2 separate regions of the Homo sapiens genome follow, and region 1 is linked to region 2. Evidence: read pairs that join two places in POLR2A ChIA-PET (ENCODE). Cell type or tissue: B cell. All regions are shown on one strand. Links, peaks and the distances in the headings refer to the core of each region. The heading gives the core; the rest is flanking DNA.

Region 1 (11,224 bases), core at 1,262-9,261, 76 kb after region 2:
CCTTCACAATGCAAAATATAACTACTTTGATATACTTCAGGGGCTTTATTAACTCCAACTATGTTAAATTGAGTGGGTTGAATTGGCCATGCAGACGTCCAGTGCTGTAGAGAAATGATTGAAATGTCCACTCCTGTATCTACCAAACCTTTAAATTTCTTTCCCTGAATAGTTATTTCACAGGTAGGACATTTATCAGTAATTTGATTTACCCAATAAGCTGCTTTGCCTTGTTTATTTGTGCTTCCAAATCCTCCTGTTCGTTTAATTTCACTTTTTCCCATTTCCACAAATGGCACAATCAGGAACTGTGCTATGTGTTCTCCTGGCTCTGCTTTCCAGGGAACAGAAGTAGATACAACAATTTGAATTTCTCCATTATAATCTGAATCAATGACTCCTGTATGTATTTGTACCCCTTTTAAACCTAAACTAGACTTTCCTAAAAGTAATCCTGTTGTCCCTGCTGGCAAGGGTCCACAGACTCCTGTTGGGACCTTTTGCGGGGGTTCCCCAGGCAGAAGGCTCACAGCTTTTGTGCAGCATAAATCTACTGTGGCACTACCAGCTGTGGTGGGGGACAGACATTGCACGGGAGCGAGGGAATGGCCTGAGCTGGAAATGCCCCCGTTTAGAATGGGACGGCCCCCTCACGGTGTTTCCCGAAATCGGGTTCCCATCTTTATCAAACTTAGAGTGACACTGATTAGCCCAATGTTTTCCTTTTTTACATTGTGGACATATTTCAGGATCAGCAGTTTTCTTTTTTCCCTATCTGGCGGCCTGACTCGCTGATTTTTTCTACATTCTTTTTTAGTATGACCATGCTTCCCACAGTTAAAACAAGCCCCAGGAAATGGGGTATTTCCTTTATCCACCCTCAGTCCTGCCATTGCCTGTGCTAGCAGAGTAGCTTTATGCAAATTGCCTCCGATACCATCACAGGCCTTGATATAATCAACTAAATGTGCTTTCCCTCTGAGAGGTCACAGAGCAGCCTGGCAAACAGTATTAGCATTGTCAAAAGCTCATAACTGCAGCACTATATCCTGAGCAGCCGAATCTGCAGTCATCTTTTTAAGAGATTCCTGTAACCAAACTATAAAATCAACGTATGGTTCTCTTGGTCCCTGTTTTATAGCACTAAAGGAAGGGTATTGTTCCCCACTTGAAGTGATTTTTTCCCAAGCTCTAATGCACACTCTGCTAAGCTGTTCTATGGCATCATCCTGCATGACCAATTGTGCATCTAAACCAGCCCAGGTGCCAACCCCCAAAAGTTGGTCTGCAGTTATATTAATTTGAGGTTGGGCCTGGGCATTGCGAGCAGCCTGAATGGAAGTTTTATCTGCCCATCAAGTTTTAAATTGTAAGAACAGAGCAGGAGTAAGACAAGCTCGTGTAAGAGTGTCCCAGTCAGTAGGAATCATCCAACTGGAAACAGCAACATTCTTTAACAGTCCCATTACAAAAGGAGAACCTGGTCCATACTGATTTATAGCTTGTGGAAATTATTTGAGTAATTTAAAAGGAAAAGGCTCAAATGTAGCTATAATATTTCCCTGTTGATCGGGGGGTATATTCTAAAAGGGAACTGCCAAGCCTCTAAATCACCCTCTCATCTAGCTTGCTGAATTCCTGCCTGAATAGAACTAAGAGTGGTCGTTCAAGGCGCTGCTCAGTCACTGGGGCAACCACTTTTTGCCCAGTGTCCTCTGGAAAATAAAGATCTGGAGGGTCTTTTTCTTCAAATAATAAGGAGGGGGTGCAGAAGGGTAGGGATGAACCTTTCCCTTCCTTTGCCGCTTTAGCTTTAGCTGGTAAATAAACATGCTGTGTAACCTCTTCTGTTACTTTGCTATACTCTCATTCCTCCTCATCATCAGTGTGAAAAAGTTCCAAAGTGAAACGAACCAGACCCCACACCTGTACCATTGTTACCCTGATGCTTCTGAGCTCCCCTTCTTACTCACCACGGGGATTGCTTTAAGAGTACTAGGGTGTCTTCCAGCTAGTTTTCTGTTCCAACTGTTGCTCTGAGACCCATCAACTTGGATTCGAGCCCCCACAATGGACGCCACTTGCCAAGACCACCTCAGTTGGGGAGACCCTAACCCAGTGGCACTAGAGGAATTAAAGATGCACCCACAGAAATATACAGGTGTGAAGTGGGAAATCAGGGGTCTCACAGCCTTCAGAGCTGAGAGCCCCGAACAGAGATTTACCCACATATTTATTAACAACAAACCAGTCATTAGCATTGTTTCCATAGATATTAAATTAAAAGTATCCCTTATGGGAAACGAAGGGATGGGCTGAATTAAAGGAATAGGTTGGGCTAGTTAACTGCAGCAGGAACATGTCCTTAAGGCACAGATCACTCATGCTATTGTTTGTGGCTTAAGAATGCCTTTATCAAAAAGCTTATCCACCATGATCAAGTGGGCTTCATCCCTGGGATGCAAGGCTGGTTCAACATATGCAAGTCAATAAATGTAATCCAGCATATAAACAGAACCAAAGACAAAAACCACATGGTTATCTCAATAGATGCAGAAAAGGCCTTTGACAAAATTCAACAGCACTTCATGCTGAAAACTCTCAATAAATTAGGTATTAATGGAACATATCTCAAAATAATAAGAGCTATTTATGACAGACCCACAGCCAATATCATACTGAATGGGGAAAAACTGGAAGCATTCCCTTTGAAAACTGGCAAAAGACAGGGATGCCCTCTCTCACCACTCCTATTCAACATAGTGTTGGAAGTTCTGGCCAGGGCAATCAGGCAGGAGAAAGAAATAAAGGGTATTCAATTAGGAAAAGAGGAAGTCAAATTGTCCCTGTTTGCAGATGACATGATTGTATATTTAGAAAACCCCATCATCTCAGCCCCAAATCTCCTTAAGCTGATAAGCAACTTCAGCAAAGTCTCAGGATACAAAATCAATGTGCAAAAATCACAAGCATTCTTATACACCAATAACAGACAAACAGAGAGCAAAATCATGAGTGAACTCCCATTCACAGTTACTTCAAAGAGAATAAAATACCTAGGAATCCAACTTACAAGGGATGTGAAGGACCTCTTCAAGGAGAACTACAAACCACTGCTCAATGAAATAAAAGAGGACACAAACAAAGGGAAGAACATTCCATGCTCATGGGTAGGAAGAATCAGTATCGTGAAAATAGCCATACTGCCCAAGGTAATTTATAGATTCAATGCCATCCCCATCAAGCTACCAATGACTTTCTTCACAGAATTGGAAAAAACTACTTTAAAGGTCATATGGAACCAAAAAAGAGCCCGCATTGCCAAGTCAATCCTAAACCAAATGAACAAAGCCGGAGGCATCACACTACCTGACTTCAAACTGTCCTACAAGGCTACAGTAACCAAAACAGCATGGTACTGGTACCAAAACAGAGATATAGACCAATGGAACGGAACAGAGCCCTCAGAAATAAGACCACACATCTACAGCCATCTGATCTTTGACAAACCTGACAAAAACAAGAAATGGGGAAAGGATTCCCTATTTAATAAATGGTGCTGGGAAAACTGGCCAGCCATATGTAGAAAGCTGAAACTGGATCCCTTCCTTATACCTTATACAAAAATTAAATCAAGATGGATTAAAGACTTAAATGTGAGACGTAAAACCATAAAAACCCTAGAAGAAAACCTAAGCAATACCATTCAGGACATAGGCATGGGCAAGGACTTCATGACTAAAACACCAAAAGCAATGGCAACAAAAGCCAAAATTGACAAATGGTATCTAATTAAACCAAAGAGCTTCTGCACAGCAAAAGAAACTACCATCAGAGTGAACAGGCAACCTACAGAATGGGAGAAAATTTTTGCAATCTACTCATCTGACAAACGGTTAATATCCAGAATCTACAATGAACTCAAACAAATTTACAAGAAAAAAACAAACAACCCCATCAAAAAGTGGGCGAAGGATATGAACAGATACTTCTCAAAAGAAGAAATTTATGCAGCCAACAGACACATGAGAAAATGCTCATCATCACTGGCCATCAGAGAAATTCAAATCAAAACCACAATAAGATACCATCTCACACCAGTTAGAATGGTGATCATTAAAAAGTCAGGAAACAACAGGTGCTGGAGAGGATGTGGAGAAACAGGAACACTTTTACACTGTTGGTGGGACTGTAAACTGGTTTGACCATTGTGGAAGACAGTGTGGTGATTCCTCAAGGATCTAGAACTAGAAATACTATTTGACCCAGCCATCCCATTACTGGGTGTATACCCTAAGGATTATAAATCATGCTGCTAGAAAGACACATGCACACGTATGCTTATTGCAGCAAAGACTTGGAACCAACCCAAATGTCCATCAATGATAGGCTGGATTAAGAAAATGTGGCAAATATACACCATGGAATACTATGCAGCCATAAAAAAGGATGAGTTCATGTCCTTTGTAGGGACATGGATGAAGCTGGAAACCATCATTCTCAGCAAACTATCACAAGGGCAAAAAACCAAACACTGCACGTTCTCACTCATAGGTGAGAATTGAACAATGAGAACACTTGGACACAGGAAGAGGAACATCACACACCGGGGCCTGTCGTGGGGTGGGGGTAGGGAGGAGGGATAGCATTAGGAGATATACCTAATGTAAATGTCGAGTTAATGGGTGCAGCACACCAACATGGCACATGTATACATATGTGACAAACCTGCACGTTGTGCACATGTACCCTAGAACTTAAAGTATAACACACACACACACAAAAAAATGCCTTTAAGCGGTTTTCTCCCCTGGGTGGGCCAGGTTTTCCTTGCCCTCATTCCTGTAAACCTACAACCTTCCAGCGTGGGCATTAGGGCCATTATGAACATGTTACAATGCTGCAGAGATTTTGTTTATTGCCAGTTTTGGGGCCAGTTTATGCCCAGATTTTGGGGGGCCTGCTCCCAACAACATATATAAAAATATCACATTGTACACACTAAATATATATAATTTTTATTTGTCAATCATACCATCATAAAATGTAAAAAGACATGGGGCAAATATAATACACATAATTTTCACTTCTATTATAGTCTTTTCCATTTACTCTATTGAAAATGTATTTTAAAATATGTAAACCATGACAGAAGAGGGAAGTTTTCTTACAGAAACTGTGAACAGAATGGAGAGAAAGTCCACTACTTTGTACACTTTGCAGTTTTATTTAGTTCTCTGTGAGGTTAACCCCAATTTTCTTGTCTATCCACTTTTTTTTAGTTGTTAGAACCAAGCCCCTGTTCTTTCTTTTATTTAATGCCATGGTTCTCAAACTTTAGCAGGCTTCAGAGTCACTTGAAGGATATGTTAAAATTCAGATTGCTGCCATCTCTCTTCACATTTCTGATACAGTAGATCTGGGTTGGGTACAAGAATTTACATTTCTCACAAATTTTTATATGATGCTGATTCTACTCCTGTGAATCACCAATGAGAACCACTGAGTGAACAGTAATTGATTGGCATCATTGTTATGTACATAACTAAAATTGACATATATCAAATTAAAGTCAAGATAGATTTTTTATTCCATCTGTGTCCTTGAATTAAAATCATGGGTGCAGAGGCTGTGTGTGATGGCTTATGCCTGTAATCCCAGCACTTTGGGAGGCCGAGGCGGGCTGATCACCTGAGGTCGGGAGTTCGAGACCAGCCTGACCAACATGGAGAAACCCCATCTCTACTAAATTTTCTACTAAAAATAGAAAAATTAGCCTGGTGTGGTGGTGCATGCCTGTAATCCCAGCTACTCAGGAGGCTGAGGCAGGAGAATCACTTGAACCCGGGAGGCAGAGGTTGCTGTGAGCCGAGATCGCACCATTGCACTCCAGCCTGGGCGACAGAGCTAGACTCCGTCTCGAAAAAAAAAAAAAAAAAAAACCATGGGTGCAGAATGAAGTAGTCTTAGAGTGACTGTTCATCTAAAAATATGTTTTCCCATACCATTTTTTTAAAACCCTCAGAAATGCTTACAAAAAGTTTAATATACTCCACTTCATAGTAGGTACTCTTCTAGATACTGAAGGAAAGTAGAAGAGTGTGGGATAAACAGGACACAGCCCACACTCTCAGAGGGCACAGAAGCCAAGGAACAAGAAAACAGAACTACAAAAATAAGTGCCATGAATACAGTGTGTGCACTACACATAGTACTTAACATGCGTTTTGCTTACTCTGTCAAACAGGTCTAAGCACTTTACTTATGTTGTTATTTACTTCCTGACAATGATCCTGAGGTAGGTACCATTTAAATCTCCACTTTACAGATGAGAAGTTGCATACTTTGCCCAGATGGTAAGTGGCAGAGCTGGGACTTGGATCCAGGCAGCCTAGCTCCAGTGGCCACTTTGCTAGTCCCCAGACGACTGTGCCTCGGTACACTATAGTGAGCATGAGCTCGGGGTGTCATTGAAGTGAAAAAGAAAGAGAACAGTCAGAGGAAACTTTACAGGGCAGATTATCTTAAATTTAAAGGAAGGACTCTCAAGTTTTCCTGCCTAATTATATAAATTACTATTACAATGAATAACTTATAACAAGTTTGAAATAACCTCAGATACTCTTTTCATTATTTTTGCAATCCTAGAAACATTGTAATTTTTGTTTCCTAGTATATGATTTCCTACATATCAGCCATTTTGTCCTTATGGGTAAATACTGCCCTTTAGGAAGAAGCCCCATTGGGTTCACAGATTAATTCCCAGTCCCTAGAAGAATATCTAGTGCTCAGTAAAAATTTATTATATTAATTACTTAGCTAATGGTAACCAGGTTAACCATAGACTAAAATAAAACCCTGGTATCAATAGATACAAATTATTAATATTTGAGCTCCCCAAATAAAATGATTCTTGTTTGTTGGACTAAGGCAGCAATTTAGATTGTCATGGTTTTGTTTTTCATTTTATTTTGTTCTTCTTATTCATGGCATCTGCTATTAGCAGAATGAAAAATTGGCATGTGTGCCTTCTGAATATGCTGCACTGAACTGTCTGTGCTCAAGTACCAAGGCACATATGTTTGTCTTCTCTGGACCAACACACAAATTGTAGGTTTTTCAGGGTCAACAGTAATAAGCATCTATAATTATAGAGTTAGGAAAAGAAACATAAATAGTATCTATTAGTAACTGATAACAGGAAATAGGCTCTCTAATATCCATTCATTTTAATTAGGAAAATATGCATGGGTTGGCCTCAATTAGAAACACACACACACATACACACACACACAGAGGAGGTAGGGCAGAATGGGCTTTTTAATTAATGTCTTGAATAAGTTATGACTTAGGAAACTTCCTCTTACTTTTGCAGTTGTTATGTAGTAATGATCCTCAAACGTCTGAAATTCTTTGAAATTCTAGAGAGGTTCAGAAACCACTGTATACCACACTCTATTATTAATCCACCCTAAAAACACCTCCCTCCCCTTTCTAAAAGGACCCATTTGCTTACTGGATTCTGCCATTACCAAATAGTTATTTTTAAAAATCTTAAGGTTTGAAAACTCACATTACATTATTCTGAAAAGGAAAGAGACTTAGATGTAGAACTTGTTTTTATGCCTTCTTTCTGTAAGTTATGGTTTGCCAAAGCCGCCACAGCATCTGCCTCACTGTATTGGTCACGGTTCTCAAGAGAAACCAATAAAATGTGTGTGTATATGTGTGTTGAAAGATAGATAGAGATAGGTTCATAGAAATACATATTATCTATAATAAATCTCTATAACATATATATAAAATATGTATTGAATATATAGATTAAATTATTAAATATATACATAATATATATTAATAAATATATAAATAAATATAAAATATAAATATTGGCAGGTCTGAAATATGCAGGGCAGGTTGGCACTTAGGGGTTTCCCTAATCATTCTCATATTCCATTTTCATTTTGTCCCTATAATACATATGGCAGTGCTTCCAAAGGCGTCTTAAGTTCTCCCCACTCCTTTTACTGCCCAAAAGATTTCCTAGATTTACTTCCTTGTCTTTGTGCATTTTATTATCAAATCATTTAATATTTTAAAAGAATGACTCCAGTGCTCAAGACTAAAAGGAATTCCTTTTAAAATGCTGAAATAGTCCTTACTAATGAAGTAAAGTTTCCTTGGCCGACATGTTGATTTACTGCTTTGTGGCCCTGATTTCTTGAATGTCTGTGTGAAACCCATATAAAGGCCAATAGGTAGCATTCTACCTGTAAGCCATGGCCCTGTGCTAGAGTGCCCAACCATCTGATCCCAACCCAGCCCATCTGGTTTGTGCACTTTTACTGTTCAACTTTTCCTGGATCTTTTCCTGGTTCTTGGTTCTTGTCTTGTCAAGACACAGCAGAGACAAAGTTGGTAATTTTCAAAAGGAATTTTTTTTAATGAATGTAGAGGAAAAGAATGCAAACACATTTGTATAGAAATAAAATTTCTAGAGGCTTCTTATTTTAACCAGAGTTTAGCTACAGATTGGATGGATTGGATAAACAGGAAACTGTCCAGCTCTTTTTATTGCCTTAACATTGTCTGGGTTTTCTAGTAGAAAATGGAAAATAAACGTATTTAAATATTGTGAGATTTAATTTTATTTGATGTCAATTCTAGAAACCTCTAACAAACACTTCACATCTCCCTTTGCTTCCTAGAATTACCTCCACACATGGACCGCAAGCTCCCAGGCTGTTTGTCTGTGGCCTTAAGCCCTGCTTCAACCTTGTTTTGCTCATTGCCTACTTCTCTCTGGCGATCCCTAGCCCACAGCCCTAGATAAGAAGGCACTTCATAGTGTGTCCTCAAAGACTCTTTTTCTGAAATCAGAGCATCTTTCGCCACCTGCCACATCCTTGTTCTGTTGCTCTTCTCTTGCTCAATCTGCCACTAGGTACCTGAAACCCCCACCTCTCCAATTCCATTTGTTAACCACTATATTTTCTTCTTCCTTTTCCTCCTCCTCCTATCATTACTGCTGCTAATTTTAGGGTGAATTCCATCCACTAGGATATTCAGAAAGCAATGAGTCCCTTCTGGGTTTGAGATGACATGCTCCATTTATTTCTCATACTTGTCAACTCATCATGCAGGTGCTTTGGATGACAGAATATTGACATTCTAGAACTCAATTTTTACAATTTTACAAAACTTTCAAATCTTAAGCGTACAATTCAACAAAATGAAGAATTTCTATCAAAAATTTTCAAATGTACAGTCTTTCAAAGAAATTATCTGAGAACAACAGAGTAACTATTCATCTTTATCCCAAGTTTTTCCTGTTGTTTGTCTATGCCTGACAATAAGAATAAACAACAGAGAATCAAGGCTCTAGAACTGCTCTTTCTTTCTACTTGCAAGATGGTTGTGGAAGTGGATTCTAACCATTCCCAGTTTGGATTTTAACTGAGTGGGCCCAGAACACAGAGATAGCCCGGGAGAAGCTCTCATAAGTCATAGACTTGAATGGTCACAGTTGCCTCCCCCAGCTCCACAGCTTTTCTGGCCTCACCCCGAGGAGCAGTACACAGGGGCCATAGCTTCTCTCAGAGCCTCCCTGAGTGTATGGAGGAGCAAAGAAAATAAGGCACCGTAAGTCAGAAAATAACTGGCCATGCTGCAATGGGAAACCAATTTTGAACTCCCTCTCCAAAATTAAAAGGGGCCTCTAGATTGCTTTAAAATGCACTTGATTCTCATTATTTGCAGTAGTTATGTTCTATAAAGTAATCGAATAAGTCAATGCTGAACCTTTGCTCCTAGGAGAGTTATAGGGTTAGGTTCCTGTGAGCTTCTGGTCACAATGTTTTGATCAACCAATTGATACATAACCTTGCTTTATGTGTGTTTCTGTTTAAAAATACCTTATTTAATATACACTGTTGATTCAAAGTGAACTCACCATCAACACTGTAACTCAGGCCTGAATGAATTTATCTAATACATATATTTTCTCCATAAGGCATGCCACTGCTTTCAAGTGCTTAGAAATACTACACAGCACTTCAGCACTGTACTTGGGGGCCATTTTAAACAGCTAATTCACCAAAATAAACCACAAAAACTGTGACAGTTGTGGCACCAAATGGACTGCAAACAGGACATTTGTTTACAGTTTGAGAGCTGAAATAAGAAGGCATATGGTTGCCTTGTTTGACCCCAGCTGGGAATGTGTGCTTTGGGTGACTCAAATTTTTCATTGCTATACATATGTCTGCAAATGACTGGGAAAGTGCCTTAAGGTGTTACAAACAAATTTTGTGAGTAAATGAATTTGCACAAACAGAATTCCCAAATAATGAGGACCAACAGTACTTATTTGCATGGAAGAATACATTGGACATAGGTTTAATAACCGATTGAGTAGATGTTATGGTCACCAATTGAATATTGAGAAAAATAAGATGCATAAGTTCAAGTAGCTTGTGCAAATGACACTATGACTAAATACTAGAATTAAATTAAATTTTATAGGTTTAATGCATACAATCTGGCTCCAAAGTCCTAATGCTTAAGTGCTACACTATATTGCTTCTCATGAAAGATAAATATTAAGTTTTAGAATTTTGGTATTTAAGTAATAAAAGGCATTATTTTGAAGTTTATTTAGCAAGAAGAAATTAAGACTCATTTGAATATTATGCAGATTAGGACATAACCTATTCAACTAAAACATTTGAAAGACAGAGTATCTTGTATGAAGTTTCTTGAGACAATTAACAAGAGAAATACCAAGTAGATGTAAATTCTAATTTTTTCTCTTATTTAAGAGAATATTTTAGTAACAAGAATTCAATTACAACAGTTAATGAGGTAGATTCAATATTGAGTTTAATAGTAAAGTATGTATCTACTTGTGAATTTTCCACTACGATATTTTATGTAATATGAGAGGTAACAACAAAACTGTAGCATAGGGCTTTGATGGACTATTTCCTTTGTGCATTTTGTTTACATTATCAAGGTTTTAGAAGCATGATAACCTTGGCAGCATTTTTTTGTTTCTTAAAATTCCAAATAGAATTATATGTCTAATCTTTTGACAGGATTGGAAGAGTAACACCTCACATGTTATATAATGGTTCTCCTGTCAGAGAGCAAAAGGTTTCATAAACACAGCAATGCTCTGTTTTTACAGATCCACAGAAATAATAACATTTCATCAGATTTCAAA
Region 2 (11,224 bases), core at 2,153-10,152:
GTTTTGTAGTGCAATCATAATGCCCTCAGCATTTGGTTGTTGTTCTATATGTACGTGTATTCAACTCACCCTATTCTTTTTCCAAAGTTTTTTTAATTTCTGTTTACTTTACTTTGGTTCTGCTATTTTTTGGCTGGATTTTCCTCTATTATTTAAATTTTGATTACAGTTACACTTTCATATAAAACAATGATAAAACATAGTGAAAATCAACAGTTCTTCACTTTCCCTTTCCCCAAATACTATTCCACACTTCTAAGAACCTTAAAAGCCATAGTTTTTTCAAAGTTTCTTTTTTTATTCCTTTGCATATTTCAAAAAGATACATTTATATTATGATTTCTTGATTTACTAATTTTAGCTATTATCTATTGTCTTCCTATAAAACATAAGATAAGTATTTGTATACTTTTGTTAGTCTGACTCTTCTCTTATTCTCCAGGATATTTAAATCTCAACTTGTCATTAATTAATCAATTTTTATATTATTATAACTATAAACACATGCACACTATTGTTCCAAATAGTCTATAATTATCCTGCTTTCTTTCATAAATTTTGGGGCTTTTTTCCAGAATTAATATTTACTTCATTTTTGTTTTTTATGCAAAATATTGAAATGTACCTATCTTTAATTCTTTTTGTAAATGCCCTATTAGACCTGTCCAACCTCCATTATTAGCATATTTTCTCTAATTTTCAAATACATGTGATAATGTTACAAATGCTTTATTTATTTCCTATGTCTTTCCCTCCCCAAGTCATATAGCTTTTGCAGGTGTATTGCAGTATAACTTACAAACACAATCTAAGATATGTAGATGAGTGAATTTATATATATATATATATATATATATATCTCCATATATATCTACCACCTAGATCAAGATATAGACCATATCCAGAACTCCAGCAGGCTCTCTCATACCTATTTTGTTAATTCTACCCTAAAATATTCAGATCTGTATCACTGTGAATCAAGTTTTCTGCTTTGGAACTTTACATAAATACAATTATGCAATATATACTCTTTCTTCTTTCACTCAATATTATGTCTTTCGATTCATCCATGTTGCATGTAGCATTGTTACATTCTTTTTCATTGTTATGCAATATTTTATAGTATGAATATACTGTGAAAATTAGTTTTGTAAAAATTTTCTTATAATTCATCTGGCCTTGAAAATGCTCTAAAGAAATCAAGACCAACCTCACATTTCTCTTATTGTGGTGACTTTGTTTTCTTTCCTGGATATGTGAAGAAATTTTATAATTATCATTAAGTTAAGGACAATTTAATCAAGATCTGTTTTCTCTTCTTTTTTTTTTGAGACAGAGTCTCACTCTGTTGCCCAGGCTGGAGTGCAGTGGCATAATCTCCGCTCACTGCAAACTCCGCCTCCTGGGTTCAAGCCATTCTCCTGACTCAGCCTCCCAAGTGCCTGGGACTACAGGCACCCACCACCACACCCAGCTAATTTTTTGTATTTTTAGTAGAGATGGGGTTTCACTGTGTTAGCTAGAATGGTCTCGATCTCCTGACCTCGTGATCAGCCCGCCTCAGCCTCCCAAAGTGCTGGGATTACAGGTGTGAGCCACCGCGCCGGGCAAGATCTGTTTTCTTTAACAGTTTTAGCTGGAGCCTGATTGTTTCACATTGATCCATAGAGCTGGTTCCTTTATCTTTCTTATTTCAAGGATTTTAAAAATTATTAAAAATTACATGTTTTACAGTGTTTTAATGTGTATATTATTCTCTTCTACGTCAGGCTTTTGGATCATCCTTATACTGAATCTTTTCTGTTTTTGACTCTCAACTAAATATATCGTATTTTCAACAATTGTGTTAGCCTTGTTCTGTTTCTCCTCCTTTGTTTTTTTTTGATTTACTATGAAAATATCAAGCTTTTCTTTTGGGCCAGAAATTAAAATATTATCTATAACATTATCTATGTCTAATCTACTTATTTCTTTTTCTAATTTATTTATTATCTGGGTAATGGTATTGTTTTGGCTCGTTTCCTTATTTATTATACTCTTTCATATCATTCTTTTTAAAATTTAAATCAACTTGTCTTTGAATTCTAGTTTTATTTAATCTATGATTTTTTATACTATGAAGGACTTTCATAGAGTTTTTCTCTGGTATAAGCAAATTAATATATTGCCTAGTGAGCATATTAAAATTTTTGAGAAATAATAATTTAACCTGCTGATAGCATTGCAAATATAAGAAAATATTTTTTCTTTTTCCAGGAAATACAAAAGATATAATAATGATATATGAAGAAGATGCTGAGGAATGGGCTCTGTACTTGACAGAAGTATTTTTACATGTTGTGAAAAGGGAAGCCATCCTGTTATATCGCTTGGAGAATTTCTCTTTTCGGCATTTGGAGTTGCTGAACTTAACGTCTTACAAATGTAAACTTTTGATATTATCAAATAGCCTGCTTAGAGACCTAACTCCAAAGAAATGTCAGTTTCTGGAAAAGATACTTCATTCACCAAAAAGTGTAGTTACTTTGCTTTGTGGAGTGAAGAGTTCAGATCAGCTCTATGAATTACTAAATATCTCTCAAAGCAGATGGGAGATCTCAACTGAACAGGAACCTGAAGACTACATCTCTGTAATCCAGAGTATCATATTCAAAGGTAGTGTTGCCAAACCTTGTTTGTTTTATTTTTATTTGTTTTTTTTTTTTTGTAATTAAAGAATTGCAAGTTGTTTTAGAACCAATAACTGGTGTCAGGATAGGAATAAGAAAAATGAGAGCTGATTTTATTCAACAGTATGTTGTACTGTCCACAAAATACATTAAGTTTCTTAATTTTTAGCTCTATTCCAATCAAGGCTTATTCCTTGTTCTAAACATGGCTTATAAATATATTCTTTAGGGCAGCCTGGATGAGATCATGGCAGAACAAGTATGGTATGCTCAAGTCATATGACAGTTTGGTTCTGGAAGCTGGTTTCTTATGTAACTGGTGAGGCATGAGTTAATATACTCTAGTGGTGTTACCAGTCAGTAGCAGTTCAAGGTTTGAAGGTCTGGGTTACAATTACAGAGCTTTTAAAATTTTAAGCATGTAACCTTTAGATAAAAGAAAATACCAGGTCCCATTAATTAATTAATTACATTTCCATGTAATAATAAAAATGCTGCAGCTTACAATGTTAAAGCTTCTCCCTTCCACAGTTTTATTCTGCTAGGTGTGAAAGGGGTGCTGTGGTCAGCTGCTTCCCTGGTTTCCTTAGTCTGCCCTTTGCTCTCAACTCCCAGTCTTCTAACTATGGTTTCATGGCTTAAAGGGAAGGAGTGAAGCTATCATTTTATCTTGGCCACACCAGATTAAAAGTTGGCTATTTTTTTTGGAGCAAATTTCTGAGTTTTGGGAAATTCCTTATTCGCTGGGAATGTCTCTCTTGCAGTTTCTTAATAAGTCAAATAGTCCCTCTTCTCTAAGATCATAGCTGTGGTTGTCTAATGCATATAGATTCTTACTGTTGAGTTCTATGGCTCCTTCATGTGTCTCTCATGATGAAAATGGCACTGAGATACCTCCTGGCTGGGTGTTTCTCCTACCTTGTCCACATCTATCTGAAGATAAACCTTCCTTTATCTTCATTTATCTTTTTCCGGACAAACTCTGGGCATACAAGCCATTCCCAGAGTAGCTATCACCATCCTGCCCTCAGAGCAGCAGTACAGCCACAGTCTCTTGCCTTTAGTAATTTCCAAACCTGGATCCAGCATAAGTGTTGGAGTTCTGTAAATCCAGGGAACCTATATCAACCCCAAATGGTTCGCTGGAAGCTTTTCTCACTATACTTCTTCCCTGGTGGAAAACAACTTTCTTCTTACCAAAATTCCTTCTTATTTTCCAGTATTGTAACCTCTTCAAATTCAATGGTTTTTTTGTTTGTTTTGTTTTGTTTTGAGACAGAGTCTCGCTCTGTCATCCAGGGTGGAGTGCAGTGGCATGAACTTGGTTCATGGCAACCTCTGCCTCCCAGGCTAAAGCAATTCTCGTGCCTCAGCCTCCTGAGTAGCTGATATTACAGACACGCACCACCATGCCTGGCTAATTTTTGTATTTTTAGAGGAGATGAGGTTTTACCATGTTGGCCAGGCTGGTCTCAAACTCCTAACCTCAAGTGATCAGCCCACCTTGGCCTCCTAAAGTGTTGGGATTACAGGTGTGATTAAAGCATTGTCTTAGTTGTCTATTGTTGCATAACAAGTTTCTCTAAATTTTAGCAACTTATACATAATGGTTATATCAGTTTCTATGATTCAGGAATCTAGAGGGGTTTAGCTGGGAGGTTCTGGAGCAGGATTTGTCATGAGGATGCAGTCAAGCTGTCCAGAGCTAAGATCCTCTGAAGCCTCCACTAAGTGAAGATCTGCTAACAGGGCTTACATTGTTGACAGTTTCCTTTGTTATTGTGATTTTAATAATCCCTTGGTTGGCTGAAGGTCACTTCTAATCATTCCTGAGGAAGGTGCCTTGGAAGCAATGTTTCTGAATTGCTGAATGTTTAAGAGTTTGTCTCTTGTCTTACACTGAAGGTAGAGTTTGTCTGAGGACAGTATTGCTCTTGCTCTTCTGTCTCTAGCACTGCAGAATTTACAGAATTTTTATTTGCCTAGCTGACTAAAGGATTCTTCATTTATAGTTGAAGTTTAGTGACTTTACTAGAATATTTTAGTGCTGACTATTCTGGATTATTTTTCCCAGGGACATGCTTTCTTATTTTTGTTTGTATCTTTTTCCCAAAATGTAGAGTCAAGTCTTCTTTTATTTCATGAAGAATTTCTTAACTTATATCTAAGTTTACGGTTTATTTTTCAGGGACTCCTTTTTTATGTATTTTGGATTTCTTTAGTCTGCACTGCACTCTACAATTTCTCTCTAATCCCTTTGAGTCTATTAATATCTAATTAACTTAGTTTGCATTTTCACTTTAACTTTTGCTACCATTTTATACTTTCATGAGTTTCTCTTTCTCTGTATTACTTCCAATCTCTTTCGTTTTCATAGTACTTTTACTTTTTCTCATTGTACCTTTTGGTTGAGCACTTATAACTTAAAATTCATCTCTTGTTCTTAATTCACTCACCTCTCTCTAACTTCTTGCATATCTGCACTATATAATTGCTTTCAAAAGGTGATTTCTATTCATTACATTTTAAAAATTCACGGTGAAATGTTTGGTTACAATTTTCAACTTTGTTTATGGTAACGTGTTTAGTTTTTGCTCCCCATCTCCATTGGTTTTCTCCTTTCCTCTTTTCCTCCCTCCCTCCCTTCCTTCTTTGCTTTCTTTTTCCCTCCCTTCCTCCCTTCCTTCCCTCCCTCTCTCCTTCCCTTTCTCACTTTTTCTCTTTTAGTATCTTTATATAGATTCTATGCTTGTTCAGGTTTCTTTCTTTTTTTTTTGAGACGGAGTTTTGCTCTTGTTGCCCAGGCTGGAGTGCAATGGCACAATCTCAGCTCACTGCAACCTCCACCTCCCAGGTTCAAGCAATTCTCCTGCCTCAGCCTCCTGAGTAGCTGGGATTACAGGTGTGTGCCACCATACCCGGCTAATTTTGTATTTTTAGTAGAGATTCGGTTTCTCCATGTTGGTCTGGCTGGTCTTGAACTCCCGACCTCAGGTGACCCACCCACCTCAACCGCCCAAAGTGCGGGGACTACAGGCGTGAGCCACTGCACCTGGCCTCAAGTTTTCTTATGTGTCACTGAGAAAAGTGAGTTTTTTTTGGTCCAGCCAATGGAGATAGACAGAGTGGGTTTTGTTGTTTGTTCTGTTTTGTTATTGTTGTTGTTATTTTACAATAAAAGACTGTACTTCTCTGCTTCCACAGATGTAGACTGCTTTCTGTAATATGATTTTTCTGTATAGCTCTTAATTTAGCCTCACTTTGTCTGCTTTTTAGAACCAAACTGCTTCCATAGATGCTTCTCCCTCAAATTGTTGCCTCATATCTACAAGGTACCCTTAGCCTTATAGGAAGTAAGTTTGCCGGCTCTTTTTTAAAATCTGCAGCTTCTGGACTGTTTCTTCAAAGTGTCTTTTCTCTGTTTCCTCCTGTACACCCTCATGCTGTATCATCACTGTTTTAGGAAACAGTTCATTGAATTTGGGTCTAGGATTTCACTGTTTCCTATTTCCTCTAAGTAGGACATTTGCATAATATTTCCTCATTGTCTATGTGTTGGGATGATTTCCAAGAATAAAAAGGGGAAATATTCACAGTACACCATAATGTTCAAACTGGAAGTTTTCAAGTTTCTTATGATCTCTTTTTCTCTCTCTCTTTTTAGTATTCCTCAAGTATATTAAACTTTTTTGACTGAAAAGAAAAAAGTGTTACAATAGGAAAATTATTTTTTTAAATCACAGTAAAGCACAAGTAAGTTTATGCTACTCTTCTCCCTGAAGATTGTTAGTAAAATTTTAGATGGCTCTCCACACCCATAATTTCTATTTATTCAAAGAACTCATGTTGTTTTGGCCACTTGAGCTATAATGTCACTATTATGTAAAAATATTTGATATATACCTTTTTGTTGTTTCAGTTGTTTTGTTTTATGATGAGTATTTTTAGGTGGATATGAAAGTGGTATTCTGCTATGTCTTCAAATTATATTTCTATTCATGCTCGGTAAGAGGAAAAACTCACACCTTATAGACAACACAGCACTATTTTGGAGACACTATTATCTCTCATCTGCCCACATTGATTTTGGACTCTGATTTCTTAGAGTAACTTAGATGTGCCAATTGGAAAATATAACCATCTTATTTGGAAAAGGGTGTTCAAATATAGTGCATTTTTGTCTGAGGTACAAGAATGCAACCAGAAGCATATAGTTGTATTTCCAAGTCTACAAATGGTAGCAATCTCCAAACTGCATAAAATAACTTTTATATGTGGGTTGTGTCCTTTGAAGAAATTGGTTCTATTTGCTGTAGTCTATGCAGTGATAAATTTGCTTAAGTGCTCTGCTAAATTATTTTATGTTTATGTTGCCAATCATGTTGAAGACATAAAGTCTTGTATTTAAATTGAGATCAGTACAAAAAAAAATGGGTGAAATAGGACAAAGAATGTGGAATTCAGATTTTACTGTCCCTTTTCTATTTTTCCTCATTCCATAAAGAAATTATACAAAGAATAAGGGAAACTTATTATTCAGAAACAGGCTATGAAAAAGAGAATGATAACAATGCCAGGAAAGTCATGGAAATAATTAAATGTTCTAATATATTAATATAACACAAAGAAAAATCAGAGGAAATTTTAAGAAAGAGAAAGCTATTTTATAATTAATCAAGGCTCCAGAGAAAAGTTTTTAACATTAAAATTTTTTTAAAAGACACAGTAATTTATATTTTCTCCTAGTATTTTATTTCCTTTAAAGGAATTAAGAAAACCAAATTTCCTGTCTTCTTAATTCCCAAATTGGGAGTAACACAAATCCAGCTGTATTTACTCTTTTCTGTGTGTTTTATAATCGTTTGTATGACATTCCTTCCTTTTTCTGTCTTCTATTTGTTAGTTTTGGTGTTTTACCTAACTTGCTTTTCTAGTCTTTCCACATTTATAGGCTTCATACAGCATTGTTTATATGTGATATAAATAAGCTGATCTGAAATTGTTATAAAATCAACTGCCGTTTCTGAATATCACCAACATGTACTTGAATCCTTCTGGTTTTCAGGATCCTGGCACCTCTCCAAGGCCTCTGTCCTCCCTTGTTCTTTGTTCTCAACTCTGCCCCCGTCACTTCTGGACCAGGCATGCTGGTTTGCTTGCAACCCCTGAGCTACCCTTTACCAACAGCTCTCTCCATGGCTTATTTTCTCATATTTTCTTCATTGTCCATTAACAGGAAAAACTTCTCTTTCTTGAAGAACCTTAACATTTCCATTTTGTTTTTCTGTTACCAAACCAAGGATTTCAAATTTTTAGCTTTATTTTACACTTTTTAAAAGAAGGACAAAATGAATAGTAATGTAACAGTAGAATTATTGGAAAGGCAAAACAAAACAAACAACAGAACAGAAACAAACTATGCAGAAGCATTGTTTTCCTTTCTTTCTGTCTGTGCTGTGTATTGCTTAAGAACTCTGACTCACTGGACCTTCCTAGAACTAGTCAGTGAGATGTTGTAGCCTTTCAAATGAAGTCCTTCCTTTTTGCATGGTCTTTCAGCTCTTTGAAGGTATGGCTCCAGCATGGGTGTCCAGGCCATTTCTGTCACCAGCATTAGTGTAGACATACTGTATACTAGGGTAATTGTATCATTCACCATTGAACAAACACAGCCTTTCCATTTTTGCGTTCACTCCATTGTTTTTTCACTTTTCTCTTCATCTGGAGTATCCTTCCACATATTTTCAGTTGAAATCTCAACCATCCTTCAAAGTCAGTTGACAAGTTGCTTTATTAATAAATTCATGTCATATCGTTTCTGCTTGAAAAATATTTTCCTCATCTAATTCTATTAATTTTGATTATTGCATACTTATGACTCTCGTTACATTCTATATTCTCCGTAACTATTTTTTTAACCATTTCTTTTCTTCTCCTTATTGCTGTTTTACAAATGGAATGTTGTTAACTTTCTTTTATGCCTGGCGCGGTGGCTCACGCCTGTAATCCAAGCACTTTGGGAGGCTGAGGCAGGCAGATCACTTGAGGTCAGGAGTCGAGACCAGGCTGGCCAACATGGTGAAACCCAGTCTCTACTGAAAATACAAAAATTAGCTGGGCATGGTGGTGCACACCTGTAATCCCAGTTACTCAGGAGGCTGAGGTAGGTGAATCACTTAAACCTGGGAGGCAGAGGCTGCCGTGAGCCCAGATGGTGCCACTGCACTCCAACCTGGGCGACAGAGCGAGACTCTGTCTCAAACAAAACAAACAGAAACAAAAACAAAAAAATTTCATTTTAAAAATATTTCAGCATTCTCAACCTCAAAAAAACCCCACAAACCTAGAAAGGACAAATTGTGTTTTTAAGTACAGATTTATAAATGTTTCTGGTACAGTTTGGTTTTTCTCTTTATTGAAACCTCTTGATGAAAGGTTTACTGTGGGATTCTTGTCAAGAATACATAACCTCAATCTAATCATGAGGAAATATCAGACAAATCAAACTGGGAGATTTTTGTGGAATCAAGGAAGATTCTACAAAATAATTGCTCTGTACTCTTCAACAGTATTAAAATCAAGAGGTTAAAAGAAAGGGTGAATTATTATTTCACAATAAACTAATCCAAAGCCATCGGCTCGGCACTATCCCAGAGCTTTCCCCATCTTCTACATTCAATTAATTTCTGTGGCTTAGAACTGTATCTCCGTGCCCATTTCTCATCCATTGGCCTAGATCTTCATCTTCCATTTCACAGTCTACTACTAGAACCTCCCAGCTGGTGGCCTTTTTCCTCCCAATTTTTCTAAAACACATACTAAATTATGGGGCTCTACGTCACCTATGGAATAAAGTCAAAATACCTTAAAGTAGCAGGCAAGGCCTCTCATAATCAAATATTATGTACAATTTTTTTTAAATTAGCAGGATTTAAAACACTTACTTTGATTGTTCACAAATTTAGACAATAATCAATTCTATCAGTAAATGTGTAATGATAATTTAGTATATTTAGGACTAAGACCGGTACAACTGTTTTTGTGCTTCTAGAATTTATTAAGGTTTGAAAAATTGTTAGCTGCCAACTTTAAGATTCAGGGATTGAATACTGACTTTTTTTCTTTCTCTAAGAAACTAATAGTTCATTATAACTTCAGAATTCCAATTAAAGTGATGGATTGTTTGAAAAGAATATTACTCAAAAAGTCTGAATTATAAATTGAGTTCAGGTATCTGATACTTTACACAAGGGTTTTATTTTGTCCCAAAGAGTTTCTCTGGCTTGCATGATTTAATAATGTCACTCAAATTATTTCTGAGACTGTAAGGACTAAGGTTTCAAGGATTTTTCCCTCAATGTATGGTACATATTCAATTTCTCTTTAAAGAAGCTTTTTATATATTAATCAATTTATCTTTTTAAATTCTATTTTTAATTCTTTCATTTTGTTTTTTAAAATATCATGTTTGGTCATTCTCATGTATATTGAAGAATGAAACTCAAACAACAAAATGGTTAGTAAACATTTATTAGTCCTAGGCAGCAGACTGTAATTATGATTTATTTATTGCTAATAAAATAAGATAAAGACATTTGATCAGGATATTTTTAGCTGTGTTTGTAAAAGCATTCTGTATACGACTCTGGATAGCTTTTCTCCTCTCCCTCTCCCTCTCCCTCTCCCCCTTCTCTCTCCCCCTTTCCCTCTTCTCTCTCCCTCTCCCTCCCCTCTCTCTTCTCTTTCTCTTCTTTTTTGAGACAGGGTCTTGCTCTGTCACCCAGGCTGGAGTGCAGTGGTGGGACCTGGGCTCACTGCAACCTCCACCTCCAGAGTTCAAATGATTCTTGTGCCTCAGCCTCCTGAGTAGCTGGGATTACAGGTGTGTGCTACGCCCGGCTAATTCTTTTGGATTTTTAGTAGACACGGGGTTTCACCATGTTGCACAGACTGGTTTTGAACTCCTGGCTTCAAGTGATCCACCCACCTCGGCCTTCCAAAGTGGTGGGATTACAGGCATGAACCATCATGCCCAGCCTCTGGGTAGCTTTTAAACATATTCTTATTATGAATGTATACACCCTATTTCTGAGTTCTACTGCCTCCTTTTTTGAATCAAAAACTAAGGTACACTGTTTTATTACTCAGGATCATTGTGTTATTAACAACTTAGAAGTTAGCTTATATTATTCTTTGCTTTCCAAAAATCTTACCTTTCTTTAGATGATTTCCTCTTTATTTTTGCTAAAAGCTGATTTTTTTTTAACATTTCAATTCCACATGGGAAATGATCATCTGCTGCATAAACAGCATGATTCCAAGGCTTTTCTGAAAATTAACTCTAGTGTTAAAGGGCAGAAACTATGTACAGAGCCCAGGAAAAAACAAAATTTTACTGTCTCTTATTATAAAATATCTAGTTCTGAAATCTATGCCAAGACAGTTGGTATCCTGAAGTCTACCTGTAATCCAAGGTCCAAAGAAATCTACCCTTATGTGATGATTGAGCCATTGGAGGGAGATCATACCTTTGAGCTGTGTTTGACTTGAACATG

Evidence for each region. Peaks named below come from ENCODE experiments on the same cell type or tissue, not always from the same donor. Only the 100,000 strongest peaks of a DNase experiment are listed, where the experiment ranks them.
Region 1: POLR2A ChIA-PET joins it to region 2 with 10 read pairs; 2 of 35 experiments call an interaction of 5 or more read pairs at or near these places.

What each region holds. Positions count from the first base shown.
Region 1 is chr4:101,904,773-101,915,996 of GRCh38, forward strand. All of the region lies in intron 6 of BANK1 (B cell scaffold protein with ankyrin repeats 1), which reads left to right. Among named protein-coding and RNA genes, the nearest start is that of BANK1, 120 kb to the left of the region's middle. In B cell, for the core only: no CTCF peak of the experiment used is centred there; no DNase peak of the experiment used is centred there; H3K27ac peaks cover 3,533 bases.
Region 2 is chr4:101,827,552-101,838,775 of GRCh38, forward strand. BANK1 (B cell scaffold protein with ankyrin repeats 1) reads left to right here. Exons shown (of 17, transcript NM_017935.5): 2 at 2,257-2,655. Among named protein-coding and RNA genes, the nearest start is that of BANK1, 42 kb to the left of the region's middle. In B cell, for the core only: no CTCF peak of the experiment used is centred there; no DNase peak of the experiment used is centred there; H3K4me3 peaks cover 2,989 bases; H3K27ac peaks cover 7,899 bases.